2 separate regions of the Mus musculus genome follow, and region 1 is linked to region 2. A link is a loop called in an ENCODE intact Hi-C map of the cell type or tissue named here. Cell type or tissue: left cerebral cortex. All regions are shown on one strand. Each heading gives the region's core, and the rest is flanking DNA. Links, peaks and the distances in the headings are about the cores only. Region 1 holds the start of Myh10 (myosin, heavy polypeptide 10, non-muscle). Region 2 overlaps Pik3r5 (phosphoinositide-3-kinase regulatory subunit 5).

Region 1 (8,335 bases), core at 107-8,106, 210 kb before region 2:
TGGTTTTGAACTCCTAAAGTTTCTATTTCCACCTCCCAAATTCTAAGATGGCAGCTGTGTGCCCCCATGCCCAACTTCATCTATTTTTTAAATGGAGTCAATTCTTTGGGTCTAAGAGTTGAGTAGTAGATTACAAATTATTTGTATTTTTAATACATCCACATTTTTGCACTAAACCCTATGGGGACAGTTACCTGTTCCTCGCTGTGTGGTGTTGGTCAGTTAGCCTGGTCCCTGGTACAGGGCAAAGAATCCAGACCTACCTGATATAAATGGCCCCCATCTTTATAATTCACTTCAACTTCCCACAACCAAAAGCCTTCCCTCCTGACCCAAATGCTACCCTTTCACGCCTTCTTTCCAGGTCAGTCTGGCAATTCAATCCTTCCTTCTCCTAACTCTCCTTGCTGCCCGCCCTTCTGGCCAACTCCTCGACCTACCTAGCAGGGCACCACAAGGCTTACTTAGCAGGTAGGTTGTGCTCCTGGAGCTGCTTAATTCATAGAGTTCATAAGGTCAGTAAAGATGTTTTCCTTAGTTTCTCTGCTTGTTTGCCAAGTACATTGTATTTTTTCACTCCACTGCACATTTGGTATTAGATCTGATTTTACAATGGTATTTAACATGTACCACTTGCAAATATTTTGCCTTGCTGAAAGGGTAATACCACAGTTTTTTTTAAAACAAATAATCTTGTTATACATCCCTAATTACATCCAGAAACTGTTCTATATATATGCATGTATATCAAGGTCTTAATCTGCACAAGAGGGGCACAAGATAGCTTCCATTAATAACTCTGTTTTACAAATGAAGAATTCTGAAAATAGACAAATAACTTGCCCAAGGTCACACAGCAGAGGTCACAAGTAGCAGAGGTGGTCCTCCTAAGCCCAGAGACCAAGCTAAAACAACAAAAGTGGACTGGTAAGGGAAGAAATTTCAGAGGACAGGTAGTATCCATACCATGCTATCAAATTTAAATAGCCTGTCTATCAATAACGAGTTAAAGATTATAGGTTTAGTCAATGGGCACATTAGTACAGTCTGGCAAAGACTTTATACTTTGAAGGAGAATGCCTACATTTAAGAAAGAAGTGGGGGGGGGGGGAAGGAATGTCTGTAATAGACAGACATGCAGAAGGTCTGGAAGTGCTGGTGCCACCGAAATAACTAGTCATAATTAAATCATTAATCAGTGTCTATATGAATTTGCCTCCTATAGAGCTAAAGTTCCCATCCCTTACATAGGCTGTAGAGGACCACCCCTGGGACATCCACCCAGGTCATTTTTTACTTCCAATGAAATGCCCCCTAGCAAAATTCTCAGCTGCCTCCCAACACCCAAGGTAGGTGTGGGCAGATGAAAACAATTCAATTTTATGACCAACGAATATAGAAAAGCAAACGAAATAGTGACAAATTATCCATCTTAGAGGATGCTTCCAAAACGGATGAACTAAATGAGAACTGCCCCAGTCTGTGAAATTGCTATCTACCACCGAGGCCACTGGCATTACAGGACTGCACACATCTCTCCATTTATCAAAATTCTACTTAACCAAACAATCACTAATGCAAAAAGCAAGATTGCTATGAAGCCCTGCACTAGCTTCCATTAGTAAAATACTTCCAAAACTTGGATCTCAAAGCAGGGATTTAATTTCTCATGTGTGATAACAATGTACATCAAACGCTGAAGGGGAGAGTCTTTCACCCTACAACGTGCCCTTCAAATTCTCCTCCATCTCCCTCTCTATCCAGTCTCTTCATTGTCATGATTTCCCTACGGAGCCCCAATACATAGCCCAGCACTCACAGGTCACCTCCTTTTGCCGCAAAAGCGTGTGGTATATCACACAATTGCACCATATGCTTTCTGCCGATAAGGACGGGAAGAACGGAATTTAAGATGCAGAAGTAAAGAGATACATAAAATGGCCACTTTTCCAAAACCGGAGACAGACAGGGCATACTTAAACATCAAATGCACGGGGCTACAAGAATAGTTAATTGAGGCAGATTAATATAGGAGATGGAACAATGAATAGATTATAAAGTTTTCCAGAGTCAGATACTATCAGGAATAATTAAACCTCACCCAAACCATCCTTAGTTTCAATGTTTGAAAAAAATAAAATCAAAATCTTAGCATAGCTAAAGTATTATATTTAGTATTATTTTATTCAGCAAAAACAGCAGTCTTTGTTCCATCCGCAGTCTGGATCTACTCCGCCTGCTTTTCCCTTACCCCACCCCAATCTACCCCACCCCCTTCCATCCACCGCAGTGATCTTGAAGAGAGCTGCAGAGGCCCCAAGAAACAAGAGATAACGGTCGTAGGCAGAGACCCCGTTACCCAAACCTCACCAGTTCAGGTCAGACGCACCGACTGGCCACCTCCTAAGGCCCCAGTTCCCAGAGAGGCCTGACTGGGGGCCTCTCGGGTCCCTGGGCCGCATCCGCCCACCAAAGGCCCACAAAGCCCCGCCAACGCCAAGGACTCCACAGCTTCAACTTCCCTCCGACCCAAATCCACTTCGATTTTATAGGATCAGAGTATGACACCCTAACTACAGAAGGCTAGGGAGAGATTCTGCGGCGAGCCATTACCAGATCACTTACACAATAAAGCGATCCAGAGGCGACGGCTGACCCTCCCCCCGGCCGCTCCGCTACAACGCGCCCGGGCCACATTTCCCGCCTCGTTCTCCCCAACGGCCCAGGCCTCGCCCGGTGTCCACCTCCCGGTCCACCACGGTCCCCAGCGAGCGTGGCATGAGGTCTAGCTCCAGCCCTCCTTCCCGAGACCAGCTCTGGAGCCTCTCATCCGTCGCATGCTCCCAAGACCATGCAGTTTCAGGCCACTGGTCCCTAAACCGCACAGATCCAGGGTCCGCCTTCTGAGTCTTCGGAGAACCTTTCAGTCGCACCCGGGGAAATCTAACTCCACCTAACCCACGGTGCAACCCACCCAGGGTCCCCTTTCCTTCCTGGGCCCCCAGCACCAAGATCACATCCCAGGACTCAGTCCTCTCCTAAAAGGAGATAGACACGCCGGGCGCCTCCGGCCTCTTATTAGGGCACTCACCTCCCAACCCCACGCTTCCAGGGATCCAATGCAACCAGGAGTTGGTCCCTACATCCCCATCCCCAGATCTCCATTCTCATCCCTTTCAAGAGTCGTCCTCACGTATGACCTGGCCCTGATCCATGAAGAGGTCTCATTCTCAAGGACCCCATTTCCCACCCCTCCAGGGGTCTCTTCATCTCCATACACTGGGGTCTCGTCATCTCCACAAGCTCCGCTCTCCACTGCCCAGTCTCCCTTTCCCAGCTCCCGCCTGGGCTCCGTCTCTGTGCTCCAGGCTCGCCCAGTTCCCCAGCCCCGGTTCCTCCCCTCCTGTTCCCTCAACCGTCCCCACTCCCGGAACGCCGCACTCGGACCCGGGCAACTGCTCGTCTCACCTTCAGCCGAAGATGGTGGCGCCGGCACACGTCCCCAGCAGCGACCACAGATCCAGCGTCTCAATTCCAAACCCACCGCTGCCTCCGCCGGGCTCCTTTAGCACTGCTGCTCGCGCCTGCCCCACCCACTCCCACCCTCATTGGGCCATCTCCACGCCCATCACTGCCGCCCCCAGACCCACTGGTCGGTTTGCGCGCCCATCTCCCAGGAAAGACGTTAGCAACCCGAACGAAGCTACCTTCCCAAGTCCCGCTCCCTCCACCCACCTGGAATGATGCTCATTGGCTCCCGCTCCCGACCTAGACCCACAGACTCCCAATCTCATAGGCTGCTACTCACGCCTGTCAGAGACTCCGGGAGGTGCGGCCGGGGCAGTGGCGGGTGATTGGCTGACTCTGGAGGGAGATGGACAGCTGAAACTAGGAGCCTGGCGATCCCGCGAGGCAGAGATCGCCGATCTTGTTGGGGTGTGCGCGCTGCGCTAGTCAGGGCTGGGTGGACAGTGGGGCAGGTGTACCGCAGCACAAGTCACCAGCTCCCACTGGTCACGTCTCTCTATTGCGTCGGGCCGCCGCTGCAACCCACTCGAGCGTTCTGCGGCCCGTAGGCTTGCCGCAGCCACTGGGTCCCTCAGCGGGACCGGCTTTCGCCGAGGAATCGCCAGCTCCCGGAGCTGCCTGCAGGGGCGGGGCCGGAGCGCGGTCCTGAGGCCTGACGTCACCCTGGAGCTTCAGTGGGTGGGAGCCGCTGCTTGCGGCTCACCTGCAGTGGGGGAGGGGAGCCTCTCGGGCTGGGCGCTAAAGCTCTGTCCTGACCGGGCTGCAACCCTGTGGCGGCCGGAGTCCCCCCTTACTGATGCTTCCTTCCTCTCGTGACCCGCCGCAGTTGGATGTTTGCTTGCTCTGCCTCTTAGGCAGGGCTGAGATTCCAAAAATACGAGAAGCAAACGGGCCTGGCAGAGAAGACCAGAGAGCGACTTCATTTGTTCACTCACTCATTCATTCCAGCTCTCTATGGAAGAGGAACTGGGTAGGGCTTGCAGGATTCCTGTGCTGTTGTCATAGCCCCTAGGGCTAAAGAACCAGTGGTTCAAGTGCCTTAGAAAGGTTCATGGACCTCAGGTGGGAGTGGGCTTCCAAAATAAGGAAACTGGAAAATTGAAGTTAAAAAAAAAATGTAATGAAATGTCTGCAGAATCTAGTCAACTCTTAATTATACATGTATAAATATAATAAAGTAAAAAAATCACAAGAGCCAAATGGATTATTGTTCTTATAAAAAGATAAATATAAAATACTTTATTTTAAAACTGCCTCAGGATTTTATGTATTTAGTATTGTATATATGTGTGTGTTTTAATGGATACTTTGTAAATGCCTGAGAAACTTCTAGACTGATTTTTTTTTTTAAAGTGAGAAAAAAAATGAAAACAAGGCAGGAAGTGATAAGAAAGGGTTGGTGGAATTCAGAGAAATCTCCAAGGCAGCTGAATGCAGAGCCCTTCCGGGGGAAGTGAGAATTCTTTGTCCTTTGTCCAGGTGCATCTGGTCTCCAACCCCACATGCCCACTAGGGTGGCTGCCCCCTTCCAGGTGTCTTGTGACTTTGGCACTACATGAAGAGTTCTATCCTTGTGAAGTCTACCGAGGAAGTATAAGTTAGTATAACGTGTCAATGATAGCCCTCTTATAAACGTTTCCGGATTTAGAAAAGACTCAGCCATCTCAAAGGCATGACTCTAAGCTTTGTTACCCAATGAAGTCATTTCTAAATGCTATATTCCATGCTCAGAGCATCCATACAAACGGCTCAAATAAGCCATCAGATCCGTGGTTTCTCATAATTTGAAACCTCATAATTTTACAACAAACTCAGGGGACCATTAGAGAGAGAGAACAAGAAGTTCACCAGAACTAAAACTCACACGGACATTTGTCTTGATGAGAACTCAATAGCAAACTGTCCCCAAGCGCATTTCTAGCTCTGGGGTCTCTTCCAGGTTTTCATCCGCCAGTTATCTCCCATCCAAGTACCCATCGGGCCTGGTCCCACTTTTCTTCTGGGATCAAACAGGATCTGCAGAGTAAAATGTCCATACATGTCTGCCTGGATGGGAGGAGAATTAAAAGAGTAACAGGCTCCAAGTCTCTCTCCTGCCCACCCATGCTTCAGCCCGCCACTTAAGAGTTCTTCCTAAGTTCCCTTGATCTGCCTCTTTGCTTCCTTCTTCTCCCTCATCTTCACACGTAGCCCCACCCCAACCCCCAGTCTCCCGCCATCCATGCCCCCACAGGCTTCTCCAATTCTAGCCCTCACCAGAACAAAGGGAACATAGGGTTTAGAATCAGGCTCTGAATGCAGCTCTGCCACTATACCTACAAACTCTATATACTGTATATTAATATTTGACAAATTATCTCCTCTCTAAAAGGAAGCTATAGCTGTATCCTGGAAGGATTCACTTATTGAATGAATATGTTGACTGGGTGAGTTACTGTATAAAAATAGTGACATCATGGATTAATAGGTAGAAAACTGCTTTTTTTCTATTGTACAAGTTCACTATGAAGAAGGAAAGGAAACCCTTGTCTTTGTCTGTAGTAATATTAGCTGGTGACGTAGGCTGTTTCTACTTCTAAAAGCAAAAGTTCACAGTCCATTGTTTGGCAGGGACTGGGTCAGAAGTCCAAACTCCTTCCCTCAGGGCAGTTGAGCATGTGAGCTTGTTTTGTTTTGTGTGTGCAAGACTGACAGGCAGCTTTTTTGAGGGGGGGGGGGAGGAAATGAATTCCAACATTTGAAAATTAAGAACTACCCAATATTGGTAGTCATTAGGGAACTGTGAATTGAAAGCACAATGAGATCTCACTTTACACCCACTTGGTGCCAATGAAAGAGTAAGAGCCACGGAAGACCCAGTGAGGACCCGGGGAAACAGGAACTTTGCAGTAAGACAGGAATGTAAGACACTACAGCCACGTTGGAAAATAAGCCTTTTCTTTAAAAGTTAAACGTGTTGTGTGCTTTAGTCCATAATAATAATAAAAAAAGAAGAGGTTAAATATAAATTTACCATACAATCTCACAATTATAGCCTTGGGTATCTTTTTTAAAAGTCAGGGTTTTGGGGAGATCCTATGTGCATACAAAAAAAAAAGTACACAGAAATGTTCACACCGCATCATTTATAATAGTCAGAAGATATGGATACAAATAAGTGGTAGATGCATGCAACATGGAGGAACCTTGAAAACCTTACGCTCACTTGAAAAAACCCAGACACAATAGCACATACCTGAACCATCCCATCTGTATGAAATGCCCATAAAAGGCAAAGCTAGAGAGAGAGAGAGAGTAATATGGCACTTGCCTGGGGTGACATCTGGAGTCCTGAAGAAGAGACAACCCAGGATTCACCAACAAACGAACATAAGAGATCTAATTGGGTAATAAAAAGGCTCTAAACTGACTTATGGTACTGGTTGTACAACCTGGTAAACGTACTAAAAAAACATTCCTCCCCCTTCCCAACCCAACCCATTAAATTGTATACTCTGAATTATATAAGTATGTAAACATATCTCAATAAAGCTATTAAAAAAAAAAAGCTAGCACATAAAAACCTAGACTTCCAGAATTTCTTTTAAAATGGGAAGATCTGGGGGCTGGAGCACTGACTGCTCTTCCAGAGGTCCTGAGTTCAATTCCCAGCAACCACATGGTGGCTCACAACCATCTGCAATGGAATCGGATGCCCTCCTCTGGTGTGGTTGAAGACAGCTACAGTGTACTTGTATAAAATAAACAAATAATTCTTTTTAAAAAATGGGGAGATCTGGAAATCAGAAACCAGATTGGTTTCTTGATTATCACTGATTTTTAGACAATGCACATATTTCTTGGGATGCCCTGGCCACCACCCTCCCCGCCGTCTTACTCCTGTCCTAACTTTCTCCTGTCTGGTTGTGACTGTACTGTTTACTTGTTTTGTTTTTCTTTTTCAGTGTTGAGATCAAACTGAGAGCCTTGACTCTGTTAAATGAGTGCTCTTCCGCTGAGCTGCATCATCTCAGCCCTCATCAATCTAAGCTTCTCAGTTTCCAGGCCCTTGGTTACTTGCTGGGGAAGAGCAGGGGATCCAGGCCAGATCATCCTAGGGACATGAGAAAGGTATTTTTGAATTGAGTTGACTCTGTGATAGCAGTGAAGTAATAGACAGTTTGGGCTGGGGAGGAGGAGTCTATAAGACACACAGACAAAGACAGGCAGATCTCTGTGAGTTTGAGGCCAGCCTGGGCATGGGAGTAGAGTTCAGAGTGTGCTTGGAATGTATGAGACCCTGGGTCAAGTTCCACCACTAAGAAAATAGATCAGAAAGAAAAGGCAGACTTGATAGTCGTTGGCCTTAATATTGCAAGCTACACCCATGACAAATGCTTACGGACTATCTTTTGTGCCTACCGCCTGTGCCAAGTACTGAAGAGACAACAGTGGTTTCACAGACATAGTCCCTACAATCCAGTGGGAAATACAGGAGAAAAAAATTGATAAGCAACTGTAATAGAAGTTTGTTTTTTGTTTTTTAATCTTGAATACAAACAGGGAAACCTACAGGATTCTAAGGGTTCTGAAATTATGTGTGGATTTTGTGTGCACTTTCCCCCTGCCCCACTCGGAAGATCTAAAACTCTTTTTTTTTTTTTTGTTTTTTCGAGACAGGGAGACAGGGTTTCTCTGTATAGCCCTGACTGTCCTGGAACTCACTCTGTAGACCAGGCTGGCCTCGAACTCAGAAATCTACCTGCCCTTACCTCCCAAGTGCTGGGATTAAAGGCGTGAGCCACCACTGCCGGGCTCTATAACTCTT
Region 2 (8,335 bases), core at 107-8,106:
AAACCTGAAGGGCTGAACATTAGGCTTGGCAGTGATCAGATACACTGCTCCTGCAGAGACCCTGAGTTCTCAGCATCCACATGGTGGTTCACAACTACCTGTAAGTCAGCCACCTCTGGCCCTTGCAGGCTTCTGCACAAACCCATACCTAACTCCTCCACCCCCACCTACACATATAAATAATTAAAAATAAAAGAAATGTTTTTTTTTAACTGATCTTAAGGAGCTGGGGGTATAGCTCAGTTAGTGCACAAGCTCTGGGTTTGATCCCTACATAAACCTGGTATGAGAATGCACGTCTATCATCCTAGCATTTGGGAGGGGGAGGCAAGAGAGTTAGAAGTTCAATGCAATCCTTGTTTCATAGAAGTTTCTAGGCCAGCTAGGAATGTAAGAGAGTCTTCCTCAAAACAAACAACAACAAAAGTGTGAGCCTGACTTTTCACCGTGGATTTCTCCTGAAGTTTTATGTTAAGACAGGGTCACTCTTCGTATTCCAGTGTGGCCCACAGTTCTCTGCCCTTAGTCTACTGAGGCTGCCTTGACTTTTACATAATCACTTATTCCCATGAGAAGTCTGAATGGATACGAGTTACTCACAGAAGGACCACTGTTCACCAAGGTAACTTGAAGCTCACTGATCATTTTTCAGGGGAGAGAGAGCAGCCTGTCATGGGTTGTCATTTACTGTGGCCTGAGGGACTGACATCTGCCCCAAGTCAGGCCCTTATCCTCCACTCCAGTCTGGGGCTGGGACAGTGTGGGCTGGGCCACCTGGGACCCTTGTGGTGTCAGGGTTCAAATGTCTTTGTTATGGAGACTTTCAAACACATTCAAATACTAAGAGAATCAGTGGAGCCAGAGCTGTGTGAGGCAGTTGACAACAAGCAGCTTTCTCTCTCGCTTCTCTGTGCTAACCCCCACTCTGTGGGATTCAGGACCCAGGAGGCTGTAGCAGAAACAGTCAGAACCTCCCTCACTCTCACAGTCCCACATCAGACCTCAGGGCAAATAGGCATTGTCGAGCAGGTAGAGTTCCTGCCAGGCTCTGCAGGTCTGCCTTCAGAGCACAAGGACAGGGCTGTCCCTATCTGTCAGAGAGACTGAGTTTTTAAATTACTATTATTTTTTTAATTTCCCTATTCAGAATTAAAAGGAGGCAGGATCTTGAACGGTGCCTGGCTGGGCCCCTGCAGAGTCTTGGTCATTCCTTCCATGGATCTGTGCTGATCCACACCGTATGCAAGACAAGGCTAACTGAGCCCTTGGCCTGTCCACCTTGATCTCTCTGCTGTACACAATGAAGATGAGAGCATTCTTCTTATCTTGGTTCTTCGGTATCCTTATTGGAGAAAGCCCTCTCTCACAGGGTTAATATGGGGCTTAAATAAATCCATATGTGTGTGTGTATACATATATATATATATATGCATTTGCGTGTGTGTATATACATATATATATGCATATACCTGTGTGTGTATACATACATACATATATATATATATATATATGCATATACGTGTGTGTGTGTGTGTGTATGCTTGGAATAGTGCTGAGGGGCTAGAGAGATGGTTCAGTGGTTATGAGCACTGACTGCTCATATGGTGGCTCACTAACCATCTGCAGCCCCAGTCCTAGGGGATCAGACGCCCTCTTCTGACCTCTGCAGGCACCAGCAACACAAACACGGCACAGACAGACATGCAGGCAAAACACCCCTATATTTAGAATAAGACCAAACATTTTAATTTGATAAGAGAATAATGCTCTGAGCTGCAGTACACAATGAAAAGGCACTGCCGGTTGTTCAGTGACTCACCTCTTCAGCTCTCTGGAAAGCCCTTGTTGACTTTACTAAACTATTGCACATAGCCCTCCTTATCCAAGGCCTCAGTGGCCTGCGAGCTCCAAATATATAAAATAAAAAATCCCAGAAATAAATATTTCATAACTCTTAAGCCTTAGGCAATACAGGTCCGTTCACTGGTACATCACCCTATACATGGCCTGTCTGTGACCTAATGACCAGATGAACCATCCAGGCACTACAGTGTTTGTGGTCAATGATTTAATCAAGGCACACGCTGGCCTGTTTGGCTATGCCAAGGAGACACCGAAAGTTCTTTGAAGTGAAATTTCTTGGCATGTAGAGAGGGTTTGATGCTATCCATAGCCATAGGTGCCTACTGTGTATCTTGGACCGTATCCACGAAAGGTAAGGGGACTGACTGCCTAAACTTTCTAAGTCTTTTCTGTTTCTTAGCCTTCACCACAGGCTTTTTTGTTGACTCGTTTTTAACTTAGAAGTGTTTCAAGCACCTAGGCAGCGGGTGCTCAATGGTGTGATGGGCATGAGTGTGTGTATGAGGTCTTGGCTCCCTGGTTTCTGACAACTCAGACTCAGACGACCGGCAGTCCTCCCCGTGGGTCCCTTCTCTAGGGATTTTCCAGCTGCAGACTGGAAAAGGCTAGGGGTGTGGACTCATGTCGGGAACCTCAGCGCTCAGCAGACTAAGGCAGGGGAAATCACACAAAATGCAAGCCGGATGGGGCTACACAGTAAGCTTTGGGCTAGCCTGAGCTATGGTGTAAGACCCTGTCACTCTAAAGTTCTTTAAACAATCACACACACACACACACACACACACACACACACACACACACAGATACACACTACAGCCCAGGACTCAGACACAGTGGCTGGTTCTTGTTTGCCATCCCAGCACTTGACACACGGAGGCAGGGGAACAAGAGTTCAAGGCTGGTCTTTGTTAGGGTAATAACTAAGTGAATAGGCAAATAAGTAAGGACGGTACAGAACTCATTATATGTGATAGGGTTGGTTTTATCATGAAACTCTGCCCCCACACCTATGCCACACTGTCAAATAATTAAAAAAAAATAGGGTTTTACTATGTAGTTCAGACTGGCCTTTAACTCACAATCTTCTGCCTTCCATGTGAGAATTGCAGGTGTGTGCCACCATGCCCATTAAAGCATATTTTTAGTATAAGTCCAGATCAAAAAGAACGTAGAAAGCTTTTGTTTTAGCAACAGGAGAAAGACACCATGGAAAGGGTAGGGGTCCTTGAGTAAGCCTAAGGTTCAAATCCTGACTCAGACAGACACTTGCTAACTGTGTGCTCATGCTCATACTTTGTCTCTCTCATCTCCAGTTTCTCCACCTGAAATTCACATATAAACAAAGTCATGTGTGCTGGACGACCCATTTGAGAATCTGAAGGAAGGGGGTTGGAGAGAGATGAATGGGACTGGAGAGCTGAGCTGGCTCAGTGGTTAAGAGCACTGGCTGTTCTTCCAGAAGACCCAGGTTTGATTCCCAGCACCCACATGGCAGCTCACAACCATCTACAACTCCAGTCCCAGGACCTCTGATGTCTTCTTCCAACCTCTGTGGGAACAGATATACATGCATACAAAACACTTTATTAAAAATTAAAACATGAATCTGAGGGAAGATTAGAAAGAGTTATTCAGGCACTAAACACCACAGCAGCAGCAGCAGCCTCAGCTCCCGGGGTTCCCCGTTGGTCGGTGACTAGAATGTGTGGTTTTAGGTGAGTGCAGGAGGCAGGGGGTGGGAAAGGGTGGAAGCTCCTTCCCCTGTTTCTCCCTCCCCCAAGAACACTCACACAGTGGAACTTCGGTGGCTCCTGACGGGCAGGCCCTGCTCAGCCCTCACCAGCCGCTGGTAGGAGATTCCTGTGGACCAACAAACAACAAAGAGGAGAGGGTAGGTCGGTTTAGGGCCCAGGCAATGTCATCCCTGGCCTCTTACAAGCCAGGTTCTGAACCATCAAGCTGGGAGTGCCCCAGGAGGCTCCAGACAAACATTGGGAAGACAGTTGCTATTTGGCCCTTGGCTAAGTGCTTTGCTTCTGTGGAATGGTCACTTCACCCGTAACACTTCGATCTTCACCTCAAAGCCATCCTGAGCCTCTCTGCTGCCCTCTGTCTTTTCTTGACCATTTTGTCCAGGTCCTGTCCCTAGATTGGGAACAGGCAGCAGGAGACAAAGGGATGTGTTGTTCGATCCCCCATGTCCTATTCTGGGTTTTCCCACCTGGCCTTGGGCAGACAGGTCATTTACCCTGGTCCTCAGTCCCCCCTGAAGAGACAGCTAGAGGAGACAACTCTGTGGCTGCTCATAGCTTAGTCCCTGGCCCACCTCCGATGCACCAGCTTGGCCTTCCTGGTAGACAGAACTTCATGAGAGGGAGAATGCAGGCCCAGGAGGCTGCCAACTAGTTCCTAGATCATAGTGTCACTAACGCCTGGTGTCTCCCTGCAGTGGGGGAGGGGTGTGTGCCAGGCACCCATCAATCTCCATGCTCAGCCTCAGTTGGCCAGGCAGCACCCTGTTCCACTCTCCACTTCTCTGTCTGGCTTCTCACCTTAGCGACCTAAGTCTTGCCTAGTGCCTGTTTTCTCTGACAGTCCCCAGCCTGTCTCCCTTCCTCCCCTGTGACTTTAAACACACCGAAAGGAAACAATGTTCAGAAATAGGCGCAAGGAAGTCCCTTCTGGGCACATGGCATCCCTGGCTGGGACTGAGCTGGGGTGGCTGGAGGGAATTCCCCGTGGATGCAGGAAAACCAAGAAAGCTGTAAACACAAAGGCCATGAATTTTGTTTGGTAAACGACAGGAAATTACCAATTCATGTTCCTCTAACTTGGGACATAATTGGTTTAATTGTTGGCCTTTTGTGTGATGTTGGCTTTCTATAATTGCCACAGACGCTAATGTTAGGTCTTCTTTGCTAATAGCATCCTTAAAATAGTAGCTGTTACTCTTAGGAGTTGGGATGCCATCTAGTGGCCATTCACATACATTGCAAAGATAAACTCAATCCCACCACACCCTCTGCCTGTACCACACCCGTGCAAGCAACATAGATAAGCAAATCTTCTCTTGACTTTATTTGCGTGTGTGTGTGTGTGTGTGTGTGTGTGTGTGTGTGTGTGTGTGTGTGTGTGCTTTGCTGGGTAGAATCCCAGGCCTTGAATCTCTAGCTATTTTCTCCAGTTCTACTTAATTTTGCACATGTATGTGTATATGCTTGTCTGAAGGTCTATGGCCCCATATGTATGTATGAATGTGCATTCAGTGTATGTGGGGGCCAGAGGTTGGCACATGTTATCTTTCTCAATTGTTCTCCACCTTATAAAGGGAACCAGGATCTCTCACTTGAACTCAGAGCTTGCTGGTTCTGCTAGACTCGCCAGGCAGCTTGCCTTGACACACCCTGGGTTTGGCTTTCCAAGCACTGGGATTTCAGGCAGGCTGTCACTCCCGCCCAGAGTTACCTGGTGTTGGGAATCAGAGCTCAGGTCTTCATACTTAGATGGTAAGTGCTTTACTCACTGAGCAACAGCTCCTTCAGTGCTTTTAAAATCAGCAGCCCACTCCCCAGGGGTTCTTCGCCCCTAATTACACACCCCCAATGTGGTGCAGTTAGAGTGGGGGCTGCTCCCTGTGGCCTTTGTTGATCTAGGATGGACAGCCAGCCAGCCACACACCAAGCCATGAAGTCTCTGTCCCTGCATGTAAATTCTCCAAAATGCTAGGCTACGGACTACCCAGCCCCCTGCATTCTGCTGCAATCTTTTGTCCTGGCCCCAAGCCCAACTGCCCAGCTTTTTGCCACTTGGCTGTATAAGGTGTCTTTTGACTCTGGGAGAGTGTTGGCAACTGCAGTCCCTGTAGTTACTCTTCTGTGGCATTCACAATGAGGACTACCCTCTGTCGTGTTTTCCTTATGTCTCCATGTAGGGATATTGCCATCCCCTCATCTTGGGCTGTGGTACAGTTTAGTGTGGGGGCTGCTTCCGTCGTTCTCTCTTGTACTTGTCTGCTTAACTTGAAAGCAGCAGGAGGGGGAATATTCGGGAGGACAACCTGACACACACTGACCCAGAGGAAGCTGTGATTTGAGCTAATGGCTTGTCTGAACAGTCAAGACGCCCCCAATTCCAAGCAGAGACACAACCATTTGATCAAACAGCTAATCTGAGGACAACCCTCAGTGTCCTTTGACCTCTCTTGGTGATGGCCTCCACTGCTTATTGTGAGGTTATGGGATTTATGAAGTTTGTCGACGGGCTAGGGCCTGACCTGGGAACATACTAGAACCGACTGACACAGGAATCAGACTTTTCCTATACGGGAAAGTTCCTCCAAAGAAGTACATTGGGGTCTCCCAAGTATAGGGGTCACCTGTCTTGGTAGGAATAAGGCATCAAGTAAATGGAAGAGGACTTCACCATGACTTTTGGAATTAAGTAGATGTGGGTTTTCCATCTAACTCCGGTTTCATTATCTAAACAATGAGCACGCTCGTTACTACGCCAAGAGCTGTTCTGAGGCAGCATGGGACCCACACTTGCCTTATTGTGAGCACACAATAATGACACCTGCACCATTATTATCAGCAGAAGTCCTGCTTTGATGGAGAAACCTGTCTAAGGTCACTAGCTAGTACGTGCCAAAACCGAGGTCCTTGTCACACAAAGTCCATGTCCCTTCTCCCACACTTGACCGTATTGTTTGGACAGGGGAAGTAGATTTCTCACTTATGCATCTGTTGGGGGTGTTGTATCATTTCCTCCCCCTGTAGAACTGCGTGTGGCCTGCTGAGACACAGCCTTGAGGTTTGTGTGCTTTCAAAATTGCCGAATGCCTCACATGTAAAGTGCCCGTGCCACCGACCAGGATTGCAGAGCAGTCCTTAGCAGGCAAGTATGATATTCTGTATCACCATGTGAGCACAGAATCAACATTCGATAAACACATGGTCTGCAGCTCAAAGGGCTGTTCTCGGGGAGGGGGTGTTGTTGATGCCACTGGGGGTGGAGTCAGGAAAAAAGGGAAGGCCCTACTTTGATAACCAGCCCACTTCCTCCATACTTAAGGAGACTACCAGCTCTTGTTTTCATAGCAACGGAGTCTCTGAAACTTTACTGGGGGAGGCCCAGATCCCCAGGTCCCTTGTCATCTTTTTGACTTGACAGGACCTATCTCTGAAAGTATCAGCATCCCAGTGCTTACTGCCCCCTGCAAGATCGAAATCGATAGAATCAGCACCTGTCTTCCCAGACGGCCCAGAGAGAGAGACAAACAGACAGACAGAGAGACAGAGAGAGAGAGACAGAGAGAGACAGAGAGAGAGAGACAGATAGACAGAGAGACAGAGACAGAGAGACAGAGACAGAGAGAGACAGAGAGACAGAGACAGAGAGAGACAGACAGACAGACAGAGAGAGACAGAGAGACAGAGACAGAGAGAGAGACAGACAGAGAGACAGACAGAGACAGAGACAGACAGAGACAGAGACAGAGAGACAGAGACAGAGACAGACAGACAGAGACAGAGGGAGAGACAGAGAGACAGAGAAACAGACAGAGAGACAGAGAGACAAAGACAGACAGACAGAGAGAGGCTACACTGTGCTCCTATTGTTCAGATGGGGAAACTGAGGCTTATGTACGCTCCGTGTCCTATCAAAGGGCCTCCCAGCCAATGAGTGTCAGACTCTGACCCAGGATTTGGAATCAATGGCCTGGCATGAAGCTAAAGGAACCACAGAGCTCTTTGGTTCTCCTTCAATGGCTCAAGTTCCCTGGCCTCTGTTCCAGCCTTCTCCTACAGCTTCTCTTGGCCAGGCTCACTACAGATGGAAGGGGGTCATGCAGAAGTAAGTCCCACCAAAAACCCCACTAAGATGCTCTCCAATAAGCCTACCTGCTGGTCACGTAGAAGAGGGTAACTTTAACCCACTACTTGCTGAGGACTAGAGCGTATCTTCTGTGAAATTACCTACCTACGGAGTGAGGAAAGTCACAAGCTTTTGTGTTGTTGCTGTTGTTGTTCCATAGAAAAAGTCATGCCCAAAGCTCTGGCCCCATTAGAAGTGTCTGAATGATGCCAGCTCAGTTTGCCTCTAATGTCTTTTAGTTTCTACCTAATCTTGTCAGTTTGCACCTCATGCCCTCAGTTTGAATTTTATTCTAGCTTATGTGAGAAATTTACATCCATTTCTTCTGCTTTTTTTTTTTTTTTTTTTTTTTTTTTTTTTTTTTTTTGAGACAGGGTCTCACAATGCAGCTCTGGTTATCCTGGAACTCAATGTGTTGACCAGGCTGGCCTTGAGTTTAAAGAGATCCACCTGCCTCAGCTTCCCAAGCACTGGGGTCAAAGGCATGCACCACCATGCCTAGATACTTCTCTGCCTTTCTTGAAGCCAGCTCTACCTTGCTACTGCTTAGTAATGAATGGACTCTAACTTCAATACAGGCTCAGTATAGAGCTGTGGG

Evidence for each region. Peaks named below come from ENCODE experiments on the same cell type or tissue, not always from the same donor. Only the 100,000 strongest peaks of a DNase experiment are listed, where the experiment ranks them.
Region 1: a loop joins it to region 2, with 2.3 times the contacts of the local background. A loop is called at or near these places in 1 of 42 quality-filtered maps.

What each region holds. Positions count from the first base shown.
Region 1 is chr11:68,687,316-68,695,650 of GRCm38, reverse strand. It overlaps Myh10 (myosin, heavy polypeptide 10, non-muscle), which reads right to left and starts at 3,736. Exons shown (of 41, transcript NM_175260.2): 1 at 3,469-3,736. In left cerebral cortex, for the core only: CTCF peaks have their summits at 3,540 and 4,150; DNase peaks (open chromatin) are centred at 2,905, 3,787, 4,134, 5,152 and 4 more places; H3K4me3 peaks cover 3,883 bases; H3K27ac peaks cover 3,253 bases.
Region 2 is chr11:68,481,939-68,490,273 of GRCm38, reverse strand. It overlaps Pik3r5 (phosphoinositide-3-kinase regulatory subunit 5), which reads right to left. Exons shown (of 19, transcript NM_177320.2): 6 at 3,654-3,723. Among named protein-coding and RNA genes, the nearest start is that of Pik3r6, 17 kb to the left of the region's middle. In left cerebral cortex, for the core only: CTCF peaks have their summits at 3,988 and 4,824 (motif pointing left); DNase peaks (open chromatin) are centred at 3,964 and 4,828.